Linked DNA regions of Homo sapiens: region 2 is linked to region 1. The links are chromatin loops, found by intact Hi-C in ENCODE. Cell type or tissue: GM12878. All regions are shown on one strand.

Region 1 (2,500 bases):
CTCTCTCTTACTACTGTGAGTTGAAAGCTGCTTTCTAAGAGCCAGTAGTGTGAAGCAGACTACTAGCAGACTGAAAGCAGACAGTCCTGTGCTGGAACTGCTAACCATGGGAGAAGGGACCCTCCCAACTTTACTTGGAAGGCTCTCAGTCTTGCCTGACTGCTGGTCGATGGGACGTTTGTCTTAAAGTATCAGCAAAGTACAAAGGCACTGGCTGGTGCCTGGATGAGCTTTATTCTCAGAAATATTCACATACTCTAAATGGGAGATGTCAAACCCATGCCAATAGCTCCATTAAAACCCAGGCTTCCCACCAAGAGCAACTGGCATGGTTTTCTATTTGCTTCTCTTGACCATCAGTGATAAAATTTACTATTTTATATAGAGAGACAGAACATGTGTTGGGCATCTCAGTAGTTCAAACCAAAGACAGAAAAACACCTCTTACATGTATGTAATAGATTTTTTTAAATATACAGTTTTCCTTTTTTTAATTAATTCATTTATTTATTATAGAGATGGAGTCTCACTGTGTTGGCCAGGGTGGTCTTGAACTCCTGGCCTCAAGCAATCCTTCCACCTCAGCCTCCCAAAGTGCTGGGATTACAGGTGTGAGCTACCACACCTGGCAGTAATAGATGAATTTACTTGTACAACAAACACAAATTTTTGTGTTGTGCGGTTTCTCACTAGGGCCACGGTCGGCCTCTGGGCAGAGATACTATTATGTGGTGTGGGATTTTCCCACATGGTAGGACATTTAGCATCCCCCGTCCCTGGGGAACTAAATGCCAGTAGCCCCCAGGAGAATTTGTGACATCCAGAAAATGCCCCCAGGCATTTCCAAACACCTTCTGATGGGTGAGACTGCCCATTTGAGAATCACTAGGCAGGGAAAAGTAAATTCCTTCATTTTACTTCAAATGGGGTGTGTTAGCATCATCTTGCTTGAGCAGCTTTAAAAAAATAGTTTCTAATTACGTACATAACACATTCTCTTTGCAAACAAATCCTATAGATAAAGCTGAAGTCTCCTTTGACGCCCACTTCCAGTTCTAGTCACTCCCCGCTTCTCTGAGGAAGTGAGAGTAACTGACATGGTTTCTACCTTCAAGACCCTTTGCTTTATGTTTATATACAGATGTAGGAACCTGCATACAAGTATAACGGAGTGTTGTTGGTGTGTGTTTGTGCTGTGTATTTCATCTGCAACTTGAATTTTTTACTCCACAATACCTGTTGAAGGTCTTTCCATGTCCAAACACGTAGAAATGCCTCATCCTACAGCCGAGTAATATGTAATGACTGCACAGCATTTTATCATGTTGATGGGCCTCTTAGCAAAGAGCTGCAAAGGAAATCAATTCCCTGGATGAGGCGTTGCCTGTGGTCTGGTCACAGGACCAAATTAGACAAAAGCTGAGGTCATTTTGAATCATCCCCTCCAACCCTGCCGCAGTCCACAGAACAAAGCAGTGGCCTGACTTGAATTTGAACATAGTATCTCTAAGCCTGGGTATTCTGGCATTGTGTAAACACAGATCTCTGAGCCTACTGCACTGAAATGGATTCATTTCCTTTTTTAGCTTCTGGCATGGCATTTTTAGTTGATAAATTGTGGTTCTAAGGAAGCAGGTTTGATGATCCCCTTTGTCCTTCAACCAAGTGTGTAAAGGAGGATGTTTACTTTTATGGGTAATTACAGGTCTATGAATTGAGCACTTAATATGAGGCACCTTCATCCCTTATCTCAAGTCCTCACAACAGTCCTTTGCAGGAGGTATTACTAGCTCATTTTTGCAGGGAAGAAAACTGAGACTTGCGGAGATTACATAATTTGTCTAAGGCAAATCAGTTAGTAAGTGACACAAACCCAGGGCTTACTCTCAGATAATAATTATCACTAATTTATTTATTTATTCAACAATATTCATTGAATGTCTATCATGTGCTGGAAATGGTACCCAGCACTAAGAATACATCAGTAAACAAGGTAGTAAACAAAGCCAACAAGCATATGAAAAAATGTTCAACATCACCAATCATTAGATAAATGCAAATAACCACAGTGAGATACCACCTTGCACCATCAGACTGGCTATTATTAAAAAGTCTAAAAATAACAGATGCTGGTGAGGTTGCAGAGAAAAGGGAACACTTATACACTGCTGGTGGGAGTGTAAACTAGTTCATCTGCTGTGGAAAGCAGTTTGGTGATTTCCCAGAGAACTTAAAACAGAACTGCCACTCCACCCAGCAATCCTATTACTATACTCAAAAAAAATACCCAAAGGAATATAAATCGTTCTGCTGTAAAGACACATGGATGCATGTTTATCGCAGCACCATTCACAATAGCAAAGACATGAATCAACCTAAATGCCCACCAGTGGTGGACCGGATAAAGAAAATGTGGTACATAGACACCATGGAATACTATGCAGCCATAAAAAGAATGAGATCATGCCCTCTGCAGTAACATGGATAGAGCTGGAGGCCA
Region 2 (2,500 bases), 66 kb after region 1:
GTCCATTATTCGTGCATTAGCTCCACATGGCCAGCTTGTGGCAGGCCCTCTCTGAATACTTTTTCAATGAGCAGCCCCTGGATCTTGGAAGAAAGATGCCAGCGGCCAGGGCCCTTCATTTAAAGAAGAGGACTGGGTCTTTTGCGTGAAATAGTTTCTGTGCCACGTTGGGAAAAATCTATCTAGGCCTCTCTTGACGGCCATGGAAAAAACACAGGTGACTCCTTATTCCTGAGAATTTGATGCAATTGAAACAGCGACTTTCTGCGAATCCAGTGTGCATAGTCTCGAACAGGAGCCCACGGACCCTTCTGCGGCCCGAGGCCTTGTTCTGACAGTCACCAGGCTCTGTGGCCCAGAGTCCTAACTGCGTTGTCCTTCGGCAGGTTCTGAATTGTGTCCTCCCTGAGGAGGCTGAGGCCGCTGCCTCCTTGGTGGGGGGCCCCGGCTGGCCACTGGGTCGGGCATGGGGCCTTACGGGGCCCTCACGGGTCCCGCCGCCGCCCTCCTGAGGCCTGGTCCTTGGCGCCGCAGTTACCCCAGCCCCGGGCCCGCGGGGCTGCGGGTCGGGCCGACCTCCTCCCGGACGGGCTGCGTCCTCTGCCCCGCGCCGGGGGCGGGCCGGGCCGGCAGAGCCGAGCCGCCGGCGTCCATTTTCTGGGCGGTGCTGTGCAGCGCTGCGGCCGGACTCACGGGTCCGGAAGCACCATGGACCCCCGGGGAAACGCGCCGGCGGCGAAGGAGCCGAGCCCCGTAAGTGCCCCTCGCAGGGTCTTCGCGGGGCCGGGGGCGGGGCGGGGCGAGGCGCGGCCTGCGGGCGCGGCGCCCGTGGCGCCGCCAGCCCGATCGCTCCTCGCTTCTGGAGGGAGCCGGGAAGCCGGGCTGGGGAAACCCTCGCAAGGGTTGAGCTCTGCAAACGCAGCAGAACCGAGCTGCCCGCGGGGAGGAAGCGCCCGCAGGTGCCCGGACTCCGGGGCCCGCGCCCGGAGCGGGGCGGGGCGGGGTGGGTTCGGCTGGAGAGTGCGGGCAGGTTGCGCCGCATCCCGTGGCCCAACTGCGCGGCTGTGCTAGAGGGCGGGGGCCGAGGAGGAATGCGCTCCCGGGGCTGGGGACGTGGTGGGCTCGAGTCCAGCGGGCTCGGGCACTGCTTTGACAGTCACACCTCCCGTCTCCTGGATTGGGAATCGGACCCTAGTCCTGACCCTATGGGAACTTGATGATTTCCTTGATGCAACACCAAGCCCCTGGAATTGAAAGGGACGTGCAAAGGCAGGGACCTGCCCCCAGGGGTTTGCAGTCTCAGCCGCCTACTTCTGCAGTAGTAAGGTCTGCTCTGTTGGTACAACATACAACACAACCGCCCGCCGTTAGCCACTTTTTTTATAGGGTACATCATAAATCACCTGAGATTTTAGTCTGTCCGCGGTTCCACTTTATAACTCCTGCACTGCGGTAGGTAAGTGCCTAATTCCATTCTGGACGTTGGCCCTAATTGAGTATCCCTTCTAAGGATCGATTATAGGTGATATGTGTTATGGTGCCTTATACATATTTTAAAGGTTAAAGACTTTTCTTCTGTGAAGCTCAACTACTTGGTCAGATTCTCATGGTTACAAAATGTGGAAGAGTTTTGTCCTGGTTTCAGAGAAGCAGCTAGTGAGTCGCTATATCTAAGTGTAGCGTTTTTCAAGAGTGGGGGACCCATTCTAAGATTGTGGGATCAGTTTAGCGGGTTGCTACTGGAAATCTTCTTAAAGATATAGAATATATAGTACAATACAGAGAAGAATAGAAAAAATAACGTGCATTGCACATAGTAAGGGTAAGCATTGTTTTATGAGACTTTTGGTTTTCGGTTTATATAATGTAAATTTTTAAAACCGTGGGTCACTGTCTGAAATGTTTTTAAAACCCTGACTTACTGGTTAATAGCCCAGGCCTTGGAATCAATTGAATCTGGATTTGAGTCCTAATTGTCACATACACCAGCTGTGTGACCTTGAACAGGTTCCGTGGTCCATTAGAGTCTCCGTTTCTATAGCTGTAAAATGGGGGAATGTTCCCTACATCTGAAGGTTGTTATGAAGACAACACGAAACCACATATGTCAACCACTTTGTGGGTGTTTGACTTATGTGTTCAATATGTGCTAATTGCAGTTATTATTGTTGCTAAAAGATGAAATCCTAGCAGCTAGTCATGGGACACTGCACTTTTTTTTTCTTTTTAGATCTTGATGTGGAAGAAATGGAGGACTCAGAACCAAGGATTTCCAAGTGATTTCTTCCAAAGCACAGGAATCTCACTCTGTTAAAGCTGGTCTGTTCTAACTGAGGTAACTAAAGTCGCGTCTCTCCTTAGTCTACATGAGATAGGAAATGGTCTTTCTGAGGGACTCCCAAAGGGTATATGATTCAAGACAGCAATCCACCAAGTTTTGGGGTTACAAAGTGACCATGACACTCAAGTGATATGTTACTGGGAGACCGGATGTGTGAAG

What was found. Hi-C counts contacts between places; a loop is a spot of excess contacts. Peaks named below come from ENCODE experiments on the same cell type or tissue, not always from the same donor. Only the 100,000 strongest peaks of a DNase experiment are listed, where the experiment ranks them.
Region 2: it touches region 1 in a loop (4-fold over the local background); 2 of 110 quality-filtered maps call a loop at or near these places.

Annotation. Positions count from the first base shown.
Region 1 is chr3:141,336,018-141,338,517 of GRCh38, forward strand. It overlaps a transcript of ZBTB38 not described here. Among named protein-coding and RNA genes, the nearest start is that of ZBTB38, 31 kb to the right of the region's middle. RefSeq lists an enhancer at 1,314-1,393. In GM12878, no CTCF peak of the experiment used is centred here; a DNase peak (open chromatin) is centred at 1,114; H3K4me3 peaks cover 1,141 bases; H3K27ac peaks cover 2,500 bases.
Region 2 is chr3:141,401,697-141,404,196 of GRCh38, forward strand. It overlaps ZBTB38 (zinc finger and BTB domain containing 38), which reads left to right. Exons shown (of 6, transcript NM_001376113.1): 5 at 2,231-2,335. Among named protein-coding and RNA genes, the nearest start is that of ZBTB38, 34 kb to the left of the region's middle. RefSeq lists silencers at 370-679, 760-1,049. In GM12878, no CTCF peak of the experiment used is centred here; no DNase peak of the experiment used is centred here; H3K4me3 peaks cover 2,500 bases; H3K27ac peaks cover 2,500 bases.